Regions from separate parts of the Homo sapiens genome. Here region 2 is linked to region 1. Evidence: chromatin loops called from intact Hi-C (ENCODE). Cell type or tissue: Caco-2. All regions are shown on one strand.

Region 1 (8,000 bases):
TTCTTTTCTTTACTTTCCCTATGTGTTTTCACTATGAGTTTAGTGTTTTACAGAGCTTGGGTACAAGACTTGTTTTTCTTATCACTTTTGGGTTTCTATAAGGTAATTCGTATGCTTCCCACTTTCTTATGGGTAAATTAAGTATTTCTTTTCATTTCTTCCCTAACATATCAGCATTGAATTCCCTTTTAGAGACTGATTATACTCTTGATGTCCTTCTTTGGAGTCCCCTCTTCCATTAGAAGACTTAATTGAATTGAAACACATATCATTCATCATTACATGCTGCAATCTGTGTTACATCTGGTAGGCACTCTGAACAGTTCCTGAAAGAATGTATGATACCAACAGCTAACAATAACGGGGCATTTGGTAGGTGTAAGGTCCCATCCCAAGCATTTTAAATGCATTGTGTCATTAGATTTCAGGCACCAGACGGTAAACTTCATTAGCAAGGAGTTTGCACATGTATCCCTAGCATCTAGAGCAGAGCTGGTACCTAATAGGCAATTGCTGAATATTTGCTGCATGAATAAATTTTAAAAACTGCATGAGGTAGGTGCATTATTCATGCTTTACACATAAGAAAACTAAAGCACAGAGAAGTTCTATCATTTTTTGAAGTCCCACAGTTAGTGTATGTGAAGACAAGACTTGAATCCAAAGCCCACATACTTAACCAAGACTTACTAGTAGTAAGCTCAACACTTAACCACGTTATTGCAAATGAGATTAATCTCATTAATAAATAGTATGCAATGACACAAGTAAATATTGTAAGCAATCATTTTCCAAGAAAAGATTTGCAGATGATGAGCCCTTAAAAAATAATCAGATAGGCAGATATCTGTACGCTTCTTATTGCTAGCTTTGCAAGTAAAAATATGATTTCTCTCTAACCAATGTCTTCTGCTACATTTGTACACTAGTCAATGAGGATTTCAGGACTTTTGATAAGTGGGTGCTTTTTGTGTTTCCAGAGTAGTTCTGATTTTATTTAAGTCATCTATTTTGTCAATTCTTTTTAAAATAAGAATAGCACTAATGAGATATTCATTTATTATTTCTATTGTTAATCGTCTACAGAGCTTATAAGGAGTGTGTTTATAAAATAGGAGACTTACATATTTCTCACACATCTCTCCTACTGTTACTTGTCTTTCTGAAACATTACAATTAGGACATCATCCTTTAGGGGTTTGATTATATGTACCTTTAACAACTCATTAGCAAAAATAACGTATCTCTTTGAAAAGGGTAGCTCTTTAAAACTATTCCTAGTTTTCACCTTAATTCTTTATCAGCCCTCACCTTAGTGGGAGCTAAATGATATTGAGCAGACAGCAAAGCCTTTTGGGGATGATTCACAATGGTCCCTCAAGCTATGGGTTAAACAGTAAAAAGAGGTGCAGAAATCAGAAGTAGGTAAACAACAAAGAAGTAGGTAAACACCAAAAAGGAAGGAAGGAAGGGAACGGGTGAGGTAGGAAAGAATTTGAAAAACACTTGACTGAACTCTGCTATTGATCTTGGAAAAGTCAATCTTTGAAAGCCTCAGTTGTTTCATCTGTGAAATGGGGATGATAAAGATATGATTTCCTCAGACACTTTAATAGTAGATTTCAATATGCCATATAAACTATCCAGTATGATACAACACATGGTATGGTTTTTTACTTGATATTATTTGCCTAGAATCAGCCCGATTTATGCATTATGTACTATAAACATTCACCTTACAAAGACTGTCAACAGCTTGAGAGTGTAGCTTCATCAATTGTCTGTCTTAATTGGTCTGGAAGCATTTCCATTATTTCTAACTCAAGGAACCATTTCACAATTTTTAACAAGCTTTGTGTGCCTACAAGCTCAGAAAGCTTACTGTGTGCTCTCAGGACTAGAGTTCTATAAACCTCTATTTAAACAAGGAAGCCTCTTTTAAGTCTTATTTCAGTCTGGTGCCTTTGGTCGAGGTGGAAACTAAAATTGAAAACAGATAGATGTTTTACATTTAAATGGGTTTAACATAAATGTGCATTAACCCATTTCATGGGCGATTGCACAAATACCTTTTGCAAACTTGGTACACGTGAGCGCATATACAGTAACCATTAATGTCTTCTAGAGAAATAAGGTGCAGATCCAAAATTTTAAACAGCTAGCTCGAGTTCCTCTCACTCGAAAGAAAATGTAATGGCTTTAAGGGAATTGCTCTAATAATATCATGGCATCTGCAATGGCTGGCCAGAGCAGAGCAGAACAGTGTGTATGTCACCGCAAGTCAATTTAACAAGAAATAAGCTTCCCCCTGGAGAATCTAAACTCCCTTGCCTCCCACAAAGAAAATTGAATTTTGGAGGTCACACCTTGGGTAGGTTACCATAGAAAGAAGCTTAACATTCTTTTTGTCATATGCTCTGGGAGGTCAATGCTGTTCTTCCAACAAGTGACTACCAAAGACCCTCTTCCATTCCCCCCCACCCAATTCTCTCCCCCGATCCCATTATAACAAGTCTTTGGAGTCCTCTAGGAAACGGGATGTGATTGTGACACTTGAAAATGCCAAGGACCACACCGAAGGCAATCATGCTCAAACACCAAGTTTTGAGCCCCGCAGTGAGGAGCAGGGCAGATACTGGGGCGGGAGAGGGGACTGGAGGAGGGCAGCGGTAGAGATAGTGAGGATATGGTGGGGGTCAGAGCGAGTCAGACCGTCAGATAGTGAGCTTTAGGTTGTAACTGAACGCTTAGCCAAATGTGAATCAACGGAACTGCTGTTACCGGAGAGAAAAACAGGTCGCCAAGTCAAGCCCAGGCCAAATCCCAACTCTGTGGGTGGATGGTCCCTTCCCTGGGTTGTCGGGGTGGATGGCTGAAAGGCCTAGCGTGGTCTTGCAGCGGCGGGGAGGTACCTCCAGCACACTGCACCTCCCTTAGAGGCTCCGGGTGGCCGCAGCCGGGCTACCGCCACTGCCCCCCGCCCCGCAGCAACATGTGGGGTGCTGCCAGTCCGCCGCCCAGGAACTCCCTCCGGCTGGAGTTCCTGGTGGACGCATGTTGGGCCGTGAGAAGATGCTGAATTACTCCTGGGAAAGGTTCCTCCAGCCTTGAACTTGGCAGCTCCTGACCTTTCCATCCCACCCTCCACGCGCCAGCCCAACACACACGAGTACACACGCCCCTCTGGACCCGTCCAGGCTACTCGCGGGGCTCTCTGCCCACTAGGGGCAAAACGCCGGAGGCCGGGACCCCAGTTCCTCTGGCCCCAGGGGACTGCCCTAGCATCGGGTAGTTCCAGGGACTCAGCGCACTCCCTGCCTTGGCCAGGCCCCGCCTAAGCCGGGGCCGCTGGCACCAATCCCCTGTTCTTTTGTGCTCTCCCGGGAAGCCCGCCTCTACTCACCCGGGCTGCGCGCGGATTCCGGCCGCCAGCTGCAGCCCGCTGCCCCATCCCACGAACACTGCGGCGCCCCCAGAGTGTGCAATGCGGCGCCCCGCCAGCCCGCTGCCGGAGCCCGGGAGCTCAGGGAAGGAGCGAGGGAGCGCAGCGGGGAGAGGCGGGGGGCGGCTAGGGGCGCGCGCGCCACTCCCACTCGCGCCGGGCACTGGCCGCCGCCCGCAGCCGCGGCCGGCCCGGCCTCGAGGGCCGCGGGACCAATCAGCGCGCGCGGGGGGAGCGGAGCCCTCCGCGGGGCGCGCTCATTGGCCCGGCGCGCGCGGCCCAACTCCGGGAGAATCGGCCTGAGCGCCAAGTCTGCAAACTCCGGCCAGCGGGAGCCGACCGCCCGGCGCAGGTGGGGCACCCGGGCGCCGCGCTCCCGCCCGCAGGGTGAGCGGAACTGGAGAGATTTGGGACCTTCCCGGGAAGCCTGTTCCCAGTGAGCGTTGGAAGCGAGCAGTGTTTGCTCAGGGTGCACCGATACCTTCCTGTGCGCGACCCCCTGGCGCCTCTCCCTAGCCGCCAGCCTCAGCCGGGCCAGCAGCTGCGTGCGTGGCTGCAGGCCCGGCAGTGTGAAATGACCCTGGCCAAATCTCACTCCCCGCCATCCCCTGGGCCCCGCGAAATCCGCCGGACCGCAGAGCTCAAGAGCAAGTGAAGCTCCGAACCCAGGGAAGGCGGAGACCACTTGACGTTTGCAGTAAAAGACCTAAGCTGCGGGGCGGAGCATGGAGGCGGTGGGAAGAGCCAGGAAGGCAGGTCTTAGGAAGTGGGAATCCGGTTATGGGTTTGGTGCAAAAAAGTCCAGGGCATAATACTGCCACCCTCTGCCCAACCCTTCCTCCAGTTAAAGCCCCTGCAGCCCTCTTGGGACGTATTGGTTTTTCTCTTCCTTGTTGTAAATCGTGTTTGACCCCCCTGGACGGTTCGATCTAGAGCCTTAGAGTGGAAGTGGGTCATAGTCCTACTCTCCCCTGAGCAGCGCGGGGGGCCGGCGGGGAGCCGGGGTGACCGGGGAAGGTCCCCAGGAAGGTCTGGAAGGACTCCACGGATATGCCCGGAAACTCGGAACCAGCCTCCCCACCTCCCCCCGAACTTGGCCTGCAAGGCTACCTTCGTAAGGGCGGCCCGCCATGTGGCTATTTGTCGATCTTTGAGACCCCTCCACCTTCTCCTTGGATTTTCTACCCCTGGAGCATTTTTTCAGGCCTCTCCTGAATCACCCTGCCTTCCCAATAATCTATCCATCCCAACATAAAAACATTCTTACTCTTTTTTAAATTAAACTTCCTTCCCCAGTCCCTCTATTTGGAAGGGCCTAGGATAACCTATTTTTGATCGACAGCTGCTAGACCTCAGAAAGTTTTTCTCTTAGTGTATGTGCACAGGCTTGCCCAAGCTCAGGGTTCAAGTAGGCAAAAAATAATTAGCGCCCCCTCAAGGTGGAGATCGCTGCCGCGCTGTCTTCCTGCAGGGCTCAGCAGGGTGAATGAATTGAATATGAATTAATCAACCTGAACTTGGAAATGTCTCTCCGTGTCTAGGCAGGTTACCTCTGCGGGTTAGCATCTACTAATGAGGGCATGTCCCGGGTGTCACTGCTGACACTCATTTAGTTTCCAGTTGGCAGTTCCGGTCCATGTACTTATTCACTTTATTTAAAAAAAATCGGTGCATAGTTTAGTGAAAATATTCATATTTGGGTTCAAAGTGAAGTTCAACGTATTAATGCAGTTTATGAGAGCCGAGTTCCTGGTAGAGATGGAACCCTTAGGATCTCTTTTCAGAAATATATTTTCAAAGAAGGCTGGAAAGATATGCATATGAAATGTCTGCAGTGGTTATCTCTGCGTGTTGGGATAATGGATGGTTTTCTTGTTCTTTATACTTTACGGTATTTTCTAAAGAACATTAATATTAATTTAAAAATTTTTTTAAAATGTTGACTACCAACATACAACACTCCTCAGGCATCAGAAGAGCGAAAATGTTAAATCTTCCTTCTGCTTTTCCCTTCACATCTTGTCAATCGCCCAGTCCTGTGTTTCTGTCTCCTAGGATGACTTCTAGATCCATCCCTCCCAGCATCTCTATTTCACTGCCAGACCTCATCATGCCTTACCAGCGCTTCAGCAACAGGCTTTCACTGCTCTGCTCTCCAGTCGACCACACGCTGCCCTCTCTATTTCAGAATCACTAATGTAATCATGTCACTTTCAAGCTTAAAATTCTTCAGTTCCAACCCCACTGTGAGGAAGTTCAAATGGAGCCTGGTTGGCAAGGCGTTTCCTTCCCAGTCCGTTCCCAGCTTTCCACGTTGGTCTCATCTTCTGTCCTCACAGTTCCGCAGGCAGGATGGTTCTGCTCCACCTACAACTGCCTGTCCGTGGACCTTCACACACCCATGTCTAAGATTTCATAGTGCTAGAATGCTGTGCTTCTCTTCCTTCTCAACTCTCTCCTGCCCCAACAGCAAGTTCCTATCTTTGCTTCAAGATTCACTTCGAATACCACCTTTTTAAAAATCAAGTCTTCGAAACTGCCCGGGGCAGAATTAAGCAACGCCTTCTTTCTGTACATCAGAAGCAAGCTTTTTTTTTTTTTTTTTTTTTTTTTTTTGACGGAGTCTCACTCTGCTGCCCAGGCTGGAGCAAAGTGACGCGATGAAGAAAACATACATTGTATTTACACTCCTGGAGTGCACGAAGAGAGAGACGCACTTTATTTATTTATTTATTTTAAGCCCTCTCCTTCTCACCCCTGCCCAACATGGCTGAGTGCCATCCTCTGTTTCACCCCTGCTGAGTCTGCCAGCTCACATTTACCATAGGTGGTCTCACCCTGCACCTTCCCAACCTGCCCAGCTCTCACTACAGATCTGTTTATTGATTATTTTTTGTTGTTATTGTTTCATGTTTTTGTTTTTGAGACAGTCTCACTCTGTCACCCAGGCTGGAGTGCAGTGGCACAATCTTGGCTCACTGCAACCTCTGCCTTCCAGGTTCCAGTGATTCTCATGTCTCAGCCTCCTGAGTTGTTGATGCCCAGCTAATTTTTTTATTTTTAGTAGAGATGGGGTTTCACCATTTTGGCCAGGCTGGTCTTGAACTCCTGACCTCAGGTAATCTGCCCATCCTGGCCTCCCAAAGTGCTAGGATTACAGGCATGAGCCACCATGCCCAGCCTTGTTTATTGATTATTTTAAAAGCAGCCCTTTCTGATTTTTTAAATTAATGTATATTTTTATTTCAATAGCTCTGGAAGTACGAGTGGTTTTTGGCATGGGTGAATTGTATAGTGGTGAAGTCAGATTGTAGTGCACCCATCACCTGAGTAGGAGAGAAAGACTTTAGATCAAATAGTCACATGAACAATTTCATACTGAGATAGGCATGATGACACTACCACATGTAAAAAAAAGAAACCTGGTTCATTTTGAATATATGTCAATCACAGTTCTTACCACATTGTGTTATCCATTGATCTATTTATTGCAAGTTCTTTGTCCCATCATATGAATCCATATGCCCCCACGTAGAACACAGTGCCTGGTTTATAGTGGGTGCTCAGTAAATATTCTAAAATGAATGGGTAAATAAATGAATGGGTATTTGAAACCCCATGAGGCATTTTATTTCATGTGTCTACATGCAACTATTATCCAAAATCGAAAAGACATTAGTTCCGTGTTTTAAAAATTATTAGATCCTTGTCTCATCTTTCTTAACTTTAATTTGTTTTTTCTGCACAAATTGTCTAATGTCTTATTTAATTTCACATTTAGGAGATATAGGTAATTATTATTTACATACATGTAGATAATCTGCTATTGCTAGGAGGAAATCTTTTTTTAGAAATTTTACTTTTAATATATAAAAATTGAAGGTTGAAAATGCAAAGCCAAAAAGCACAATACATAACAAAAAGTAAATCAATTGGGCTTTCTAAAAGTTAAAACATTTTCTCTGCAAACAACACGGTTACGAGAATGAAAAGACAAGAATAGACAGGGAGACAATAGTTGCAAATCATACACCTGACACAGGAATTGTAGTTAATACATACAAAGAACTCTCAAAACTCAGCAATAAGAAAACAACCAAATTTTTTTCAATGGCCAAAAGATTTGAACAAACACTTTACCAAAGAAGATATATGGGTGACAAATAGCACATGAAATGATACTCATATCATTAGTCTTTAGTGAAATGCTAATTAAAACTGCAATGATAACTTCTAGACACTTATTAGAATGGCAAAAAAAAAAAACCTGACAATACCAAGTGTTGATGAGGCTGCAGAGCAACTGAAACTCTCATACCACACTGGTGAGGGTGCAAAATGGTATGTCCGCACTAAAAATAGTTTGGCCACTTTTATAAAGTTCAATATACACCTAACCATATAGCCCAATAATCCTACTCCTACATACAGACATACATTGTTTTATTTCACTTCACTTCATTGCATTTCAAAGATACTGCATTTTTTTTTTTTACAAATTGAAGGTTTGAAGTAACTCTGCATTGAACAAATCTATCAGTGCCATTTTCCCAAAAAC
Region 2 (8,000 bases), 310 kb after region 1:
AAATAATAACTTATTCATGGCAACTTACTCATACACAAGCACAAAGAACAAAATTTTGACAAGCACTTTCTCCCGAAGGCTTCCTTTTTCAACTGCTGGAATGATGTTGGATTTCTTCAGCAATACCCACTCAAGCTGAAAATGGTTAGAGAAAGCAGCCATTCCCAATGCAAGCTTCAGAACGATCAGAGAGGAAGTAGTGAGGAGAGGGGCAGCCACATTTCCACTTATCCAACTTTGCAGCATTTTCAGCACTTCTGAAAGAACGATGTTCAAACCGGGCCGGCTAAGACTAGTTGCTGCAGGTTCAAAAGCAAGCAGCTCGGAGGTGAATTTTATGACTTTTTGCATTTACACAGATGTATTTGAATGAACAAATTCTACACTGCTACTGTCAGATTGTTTTTCTGCCCCAAAGAAATTTGCTTTGCATTTTAACAGGTGCCATACTAAAAGGTATATTTTACAGATCCAAAGATGTGACCAGGATATTCAAAATGTGTCTTTGGGGTAATTTGTTTCGGAAAAGTGTTCAGAAGGAAAACTTTGAACCCTATAGCAGCACTTTTTGTTCCCTAAAAATATAAAACAATGTGTTTATTTTACAGGAAACCAGACAGTTGAGGCAGACCATGATCATCTGCCTCCACGGCACTTGGTTGTTCCCCTCTAGGGAATGGCACATTAGGGCGTACAGATGGGACAGTGCACTGCCCAGAGGAGGCTCCAGGAACCACCCAGAAACCACCCAACACCCCGGAGGCCGAGTCGGTGGTAATGGTTCTCAGTAGTAAGTGGATCTTCTGCAACCATCTCCTTCAGATTTCTCAAAAAGAGAAAAGTCCGAGCACACATCTGTACACACAGAAACTCTACACAGCTCAAAAGACCTGAAACTGGTGTACTGCAGATGGCTGGAGTAAGCAAGTATAAAAAAAAAATGGAAACTGTAGGGGGGGAAAAATAAAGGAATTGGTGATTAATGTAGTCCTTGACATGCTACGTGGAGTCATATCTGTTGAAAGAGAACCAAAGAGAGAACATAGGAATTAGAAAACACAGTAGAAATTTACTCCTCAAAAAAGTTTTGTTTAATTCTAGATGTTTAGACCAGAGCTGTCAGATACAAATATAACACAAGCCACATATTTTTTGTTTGTTTGTTTTTGAGATGGAGTTTCACTCTTGTCACCCAGGCTGGGGTGCAGTGGCGCGATATCGACTCACTGCAACCTCTGCCTCTCGGGTTCAAGTGATTCTTCTGCCTTAGCCTCCCAAGTAGCTGGGATTACAAGGGTTTGCCACCACACCCGGCTAATTTTTGTATTTTTAGTAGAGACGGTGTTTCACCATGTTGTCCAGGCTGGTCTCAAATTCCTGACCTCAGGTGATCCACCCACCTCGGCCTCCCAAAGTGCTGGGATTACAGGTATAAGCCACCGTGCCCGGCCAAGCCACATATTTAATTTTAAATTCTCTAGTGGCTACATTAAAAAGTGAAAAGAAATAGGTAAGATTAATTGTAATATATTTTATATAGCCTAAATAGTATTTCAACATGTAACTGGTATTACATGTTGAGATCGTTTACATTACAATATTACTACTGAGATTTTTTTTTTCACACAATAGTGTTTGCAATCTGGTGTATATTTTACACTTTCAGCCCATCTCAATTTGGACTTAGCCACATTTTGAGAGCTCAAAAGACACATGTGGATAGTGGCACATGAACAGCACAACCTCCGATTTCCTGATTTTGCTTTAAGTATTTAGTCCTGACAGTCTCAACATTCTCTTCCATAAGTCGGTATCTGTTGAGGCTATGGATATTCAGAGTAACATAATGCATTTTCTCATTCCTAGGGGGAAATTAAAACATTTCTCATTTGCCTGCACTTAGGATAGCAAGCAGGTGCAACAAGGCCCCTAACCCAGACTCTCTGTAGAAAGAGGTTCCCAGTTCCCAAAGGTATGCTTCGTCTCCATCGGATAATAAGATTCTCCAAAAGACCACCCCTGTCCATTTCATTCCACTTCCCACCAGAAGTTCGGCTGGTGCTGGGCGCATCTCCAGGATGAACGTCTAGACCAGCCTGAATGGCCTCTGTCAGCCTGCACCCAACATCAGTAAGCTCAACTTTCAGAAGACACTGAAAGGCTCTGTTTCCTGTCACCGGCTGGAGGCCCTAGCTCTGAGATCTTACTATAGGTTTTGTGCAGAGCTCATGGTACTCTAGGGGATGGGGACAGGGATGACAAGAGGGAGGTAGAGCCTTATCCTTAAGAAATACATGGAATTACCTGGTACTGGAAATACAACAGCCACTAAGAAAAGCCCAACTTCTCTTTTGATTAAAAAAAAAAAAAAAAAAAGCCCTCTGTAACCTGACACATTATGCATTATGCTTTCTGTTTTGCCTCTAGAAGGCTTATATCAACATTTGGTGCTCAACTGTGGTAATATCTCAGATTCCCGCTACCATGCTCTTTTTTTTCTTCACTCTTCTGATTTATATGTTATAATATTGTAAGCAACCTCACATATTTTGCATAAATCAGCAGGATGTAAGTTACATATAAATAGAAAAATTCTCAGTCTAGAAAGGGGTTATTAAAGCAGATACAAGCAAAGTGGGTGAAAAAGGGAGAAGAAATACGGAACAGAAACTGAATAGAAAAAAAAAAACAGAACAACACATTCTTTTTAAAAATACCACCTCTTGGCCAAGTGCAGTGGCTGATGCCTATAATCCCAGCACTTTGGTTTGGGAGGCCAACGCGGGTGGATCACTCGAGGTCAGGAGTTTGAAACCAGCCCAGCCAACATGGTGAAACCCCATCTCTACTAAAAATACAAAAATTAGCCCGGCATGGTGGCTTGTATGTGTAGTCCCAGCTACTTGGGAGGCTGAAACAGGAGAATCGCTTGAACCTGGGAAGCAGAGGTTGCAGTGAGCCGAGATCATGCTGCTGCACTCCAGCCTGGGTGACAGAGTGAGACTCAGTCTCAAAAAAACAAAAACAAAAACAAAACCACCTCTTCACTGACAAGAAAAAATATTCACAGAACTCATTTGGTATAATCACCCACAGTGGCAAAGCTACACAACTAAGAAGGGCTTAAACAACCCTAGAGGGTGATATTTCTGTCATTTTTAGAAGTCACAGAGAGTAAGATGTCTTTGGGAAGAACATGGCCTTTCTGGTGAAATTTTGGGCTTATTGCCAGAATTAGAAGTGAAAAACCTAAAAGCATGGTCATAGTTGTTATTTAAAATGCATTCTGAGCTGAAAACCAATAGGAGTGCCTGCCTGAATGCCACCACTGAAACTGCCATTTCACTTTCTCACAGGTTCATTTCTCCACGCACGCTATCCCCCTGGTCAGATAAGATCCCCTTGGTCGGATGAGATGGCCGTTCTGCGTGCCTGGAGGCAGAGAGGTGCCAGCACATACCTTGGATTGTGGGATTATGGCCTGACGCAATGTTTGCAGCCAAACCGTGTTGACACAGCAAGCACTAGACACAAATGCAATGGGGCGGCCTCAATAACTCCAGCAGACCATAAAGTGACACAATTTCCCCCTGGAAGGCCTCTCAGTCAAAGCCCCCGATCCCCGCTGGGCAAGATTCAGCAGGTTTTGGCTCATAGTTTGGAAGAAACACGGGGCCACAAAGGAGGCCCCACCTGCTTAGTTTAGTCACCTCAAGGAGAGTGAGAAAGGAGAGGAAAAGCACAGGAACTCTGCCAATGAAGGGTCCTTTCTTTACTAGGATGCAGCGTTCCTCTTCATCCCCAGTTAAGGATCTCTACAGGCCTGTCTGCTGAGAAGTCTTTCCAGCAGGCCCAAGAAACATGGATTCCAGCAGGATGCTCTCATCCATCCTTCCCACTATCTGGATCTTCATATCCTTAGATAAATTCATGGGAGAAAATAGATATAAATTTTAAAGGTAAATGGTTTTGCCCTGAGATAAAGCATTTCTGTCTGTTCTAATCCCAGAGAGACTGAGGAGTCTGGAGAATCTTTAAAACCCAGTCCTGTTGACTCTCTTCCAAGTAGCCACTCACTCACTTAGAGGCAGGGGACTGGACCAACTGACCTGCTCTAGGACTTCCCCTGGCACTCTGCCAAACTGGAGATGGTAATTCAAAGTGGCAACGTGTGACCAGATTTAGGAGGAAATAAAATCACCTTTCTTTAGAAGGGGTGGGGAAAGCTAATGAAGGAAGTTAATTATACAAGGGTTTTGCAAGAAGTATTTAGAGACCGTTTTCACACCCAACTTGGGCTTTTGCAATTGCTTGCAGTGGATTTAAGCTTAATCCAAACAGTACATAGTTTTAGTTTTTCTTTTGCCTTTTTATAATTCAATCCCCACATTATAAGAATTACCAATTGTACTCTACTTATCACTGCTGAATAGAAGTGGATTTATCTCATTGGAGCTTTGGTACAATCTGCTGTGGAGGAACAATTTTAGTTGCTCTGAATTTATGACTCTGAGAACCATGAAGCTGAGGAGTATTAAAGTGGAGGAGCCTACTGTGCTGTAGATGGAATCAGGAATTCTTGCCTCCGGGTGCTCCACAATTCCCTTCTTTGGGTTGAGATTGCCAGTTTCAAAGTCCTCTGCCATAGCAGCACCTACCTACAGTTATTTCTGTCCTCTCTCCCTGCAGTCCCACCTCAGCTGTCTTTTCAGGTCTGTCCCCATGACCACTTTAACATTAGCTAACATGCACGGGGGCCTAATTTTTGCCAGGTATTCTTCTAAGACTTTTTTCTCTCTTCTTTCACATTCTCTCATTCAATCCCAGACAAGCCTGTGATACGGGCACTATGATCCCAACTTCCCCATTCCACAGTTTTCTTAGCTGTCCAATGGCCAAGAATCTTGTCTGGTGTGACAAAGGGGGATTATCTTTATATACTTCAACCAAAACAGCACACCGCAACAGACAGAATGCAGAAACAGCTGGGGGAATCCAGCTGCCATCTATTAAATAACCAGGCATCAAAGAGATTTGCAAAAATGTAAAACAATGCCATTTGGCTATTTTTTGTTTTGAAAATAGTTATTTTCATTACAAATCACATTTGTGGTAACATGTATGGGCTTATTACTATTTTTTAAATGAACCCGGCAGTATTCTAAATATTTTGCTTTAATTTCTAATATGATACATATCAATAAATATAACCCATATATATATATATAAACTCATTGATCCTTTTTTGTTTGTTTTTTTGAGAAAGATTGTCATTCTGTCACCCAGACTAGAGTGCAGTGACACAAACATGGCTCACCACAGCCTCAAATTACTGGGCTCAATTTCCCACCTCAGCCTCCCAAGTGGTTGGGACTACAGGCGTAAGCTGCCATACCTAGCTAATTTTTAATTTATTTTATTTTATTATTATTATTATTGAGACAGAGTCTCGCTAAGGCTGGTTTCAAACGCCTGGCCTCAAGTGATCCTCCTGCCTTGGCCTCCCAAAGTGCTGGGATTATAGGCGTGAGCCACCATACCCAGTCTATTGATCCTTTTTAAGAGGAGAAAAGGTCCTAAGGCCAAGAACTTTGAGAACTGTTGCAGAGAAGATCATCGCTCTTAGCCCAGGATCTACCACTCATAGTTATGGGATCTTGACAGCTCATCCCGCCTCTTTGGGATGTAGAATGAGGAGACAGGATCAGGTGATGAGGACAACACAGATGAGCACGGAGTGCTTGTTCAGTGCCAGGCACTAGGCTAATCTTCATGTATTTGTTTTTATTTGTTTATTTATTTTTGAGGTAGAATCTCACTCTGTCACCCAGGCTAGAGTGTGGTGGCATGATCACAGCTCACTGCAGCCTCAAACTCTCCAGCTGAAATGATCCTCCCAGCTCACCCTTCCAAGTCACTGGAGCTACAGGCATGCACTACCACACCTGGCTAATTTTTTTATTTTTAGTAAAGACAAGGTCTTGCTAAGTTGTCCAGGCTTGTCTCAAACTCCTGAGCTCAAGCCATCCTGCTGCCTCAGCCTCTCAGAGTGCTGGGAGTACAGGAGTGAAAGAATTGAGTCACACCACGACACACAAAAAACAGGCATCCCAAACTCTACAAGAAGCAACGCACTCCGGGGTCGCATTGCACCTAGCTCTTTATTTTCAGAAAAAGCCCTTCTTTCATTAAATTATGTGAAGTTTGGTGGTTTGGACTTTTTATTTGTGGTTTTATTTCGATTTAATTTCTAAATTTGTTTTGACTTGACAGTTGTATAAGATCTGTAAGTAGGGAATGTATACTGTTTACAATGTGCAAATTGTATTATAATAAAATAATTTAAATCAACTCTGGGGATCTGTGAGAATTGTATTCCTTTCAAAATACTCTATTTACTACTCAAGTTTGAGATAAAATGGTCTAAATATAGGAAAACCAAGAAAAAAGACCATTCTGCCTTCCGTCTTTCAGAAAACATCTAAGGTTTCAGCAATGCCCTACTGGCGCCATCTGGTGGAGACATTTGAACAAGTCCCCTGGCTTGCCAAAGCACTGCCTGGAAAGGAAGTGGATCTCCAGGGCTCTCAAAACGAGGGAGCTGGGCAGATGTTTAATCAGGTGTCTACATTAAGTGTGGGGCTGCAAAGAAGACTCAGCACTGCCTGAGAGGTTGATTTTACACCGTCTCTGGTCTCAAGAGCGAGACCCTGCTTCCTCCCTCTCTCTCAGCTGATCATCTGGCTTCTTGCCTGCACGAGAAAACAAGCTCTAAGGTGACCTGGATCTTGCCTCCCAATGCACCCCATCTACCGCCCACCCACAGCTGTGCTTCCTCCTCTGCCCAGCTCAGCTATACCATCACCATCGCACACAACTATGCTGTAATATCTCCCATCTTACAACAGAAAAGCAACGCAGCCCCACCTTACCACCACATCGCTCCATTTCTCTGATCTCCTTCAAATAAAACCCCCAAAGTGGGTTCAGCTGCCGGCTCTATTTCCTCACCTAGTCTGTCTAGTCCATGCTAAGGTCACTGCCACCTGGCCTTCTTCAACCACCCAGTCTCTGTCATCATCTTACTCAAGCTCTGAGCTGACCACCTTCCTTCTAGGGTCAAGGTCTTCACTTGACCTCTGTGCCCCCACATGATCCTCAGGCCCCTCTGCTGGTGCCACCTCTTTTCTCTGGCCTTCCCATTTTCCAGTGCCTGGGCCTGGTCCAACTCGCCCCTCAGCTCCCCTCTCTGCTGTGCCCACCTTTTCTCTAGGTTGCCTCCTTCAGACCTGTGGCCATAAACACAATCTACAAGTCACAACTCTCCAGCCCTGGCCTCACCTCAGCCTCTCTCCTGTGCTCCAGACCCACGGATCCAGCCACCTGTTCCACACACCCACTTGCGTGGTGGGCTCAGCTGGATGTCTGAGAGGCAGCACATAAGCAACATGATGGAAACCAAGCTTTCCCACAAAACCTGCTCATCCCCCGATTTTCCCTGGCATGGTTAAAAAGGGACCAATGTTTCCCTAACTGCTAGAGCCCACAAAAATCTAGGAACTACCTTGATTCCCTTCCTTCCTCCTCTTCTTGCTCTCAACCCTCATCAGTAAGCCTGACAGCTGAATCAGCTCTAAGCAGGCACTGACTCAGGCCACTTCTCCCCTGCTGCCACCACCTGGGTCTGGTACCGGACCCTCCCCCATGGCCACCTACAGTGACGCCCTAGGCAACCCCCAGTGCTTACCCCATTCCTACCCCTTCTTCAGGGTCCAGCCCAGAGTGGCCTTGTCTAATCATGAACCAGCTCCCACTGCTTCCACGCCCACAGCCCCAGTGGCCCCTCACACTAGGCTACAATCTAAGTTGCCCACAGCTTCAACACCTTCATTTACTTGGGCTCAACTCCCTCCCCATCCACTCTAATGAAGATGGGTTCTCCCAGATCCATGAGCTACTGCCTTATCAGCCTTGGTAACATTCCTCAAATAACCCTCATT

What was found. A loop is a pair of places that touch in the nucleus more often than their neighbours do. Peaks named below come from ENCODE experiments on the same cell type or tissue, not always from the same donor. Only the 100,000 strongest peaks of a DNase experiment are listed, where the experiment ranks them.
Region 2: a loop joins it to region 1, with 2.6 times the contacts of the local background. A loop is called at or near these places in 6 of 110 quality-filtered maps.

What each region holds. Positions count from the first base shown.
Region 1 is chr2:149,326,126-149,334,125 of GRCh38, reverse strand. LYPD6 (LY6/PLAUR domain containing 6) reads right to left here and starts at 3,539. Exons shown (of 5, transcript NM_194317.5): 1 at 3,404-3,539. It overlaps MIR9899 (microRNA 9899), which reads left to right and starts at 3,753; the gene lies at 3,753-3,848. RefSeq lists a silencer at 3,453-3,922. In Caco-2, a CTCF peak has its summit at 4,799; DNase peaks (open chromatin) are centred at 3,355, 3,715 and 4,145; H3K4me3 peaks cover 2,273 bases.
Region 2 is chr2:149,016,093-149,024,092 of GRCh38, reverse strand. KIF5C (kinesin family member 5C) reads right to left here. Exons shown (of 26, transcript NM_004522.3): 26 at 1-1,015. Among named protein-coding and RNA genes, the nearest start is that of LYPD6B, 19 kb to the left of the region's middle. In Caco-2, a CTCF peak has its summit at 6,528 (motif pointing left); DNase peaks (open chromatin) are centred at 3,482 and 6,532.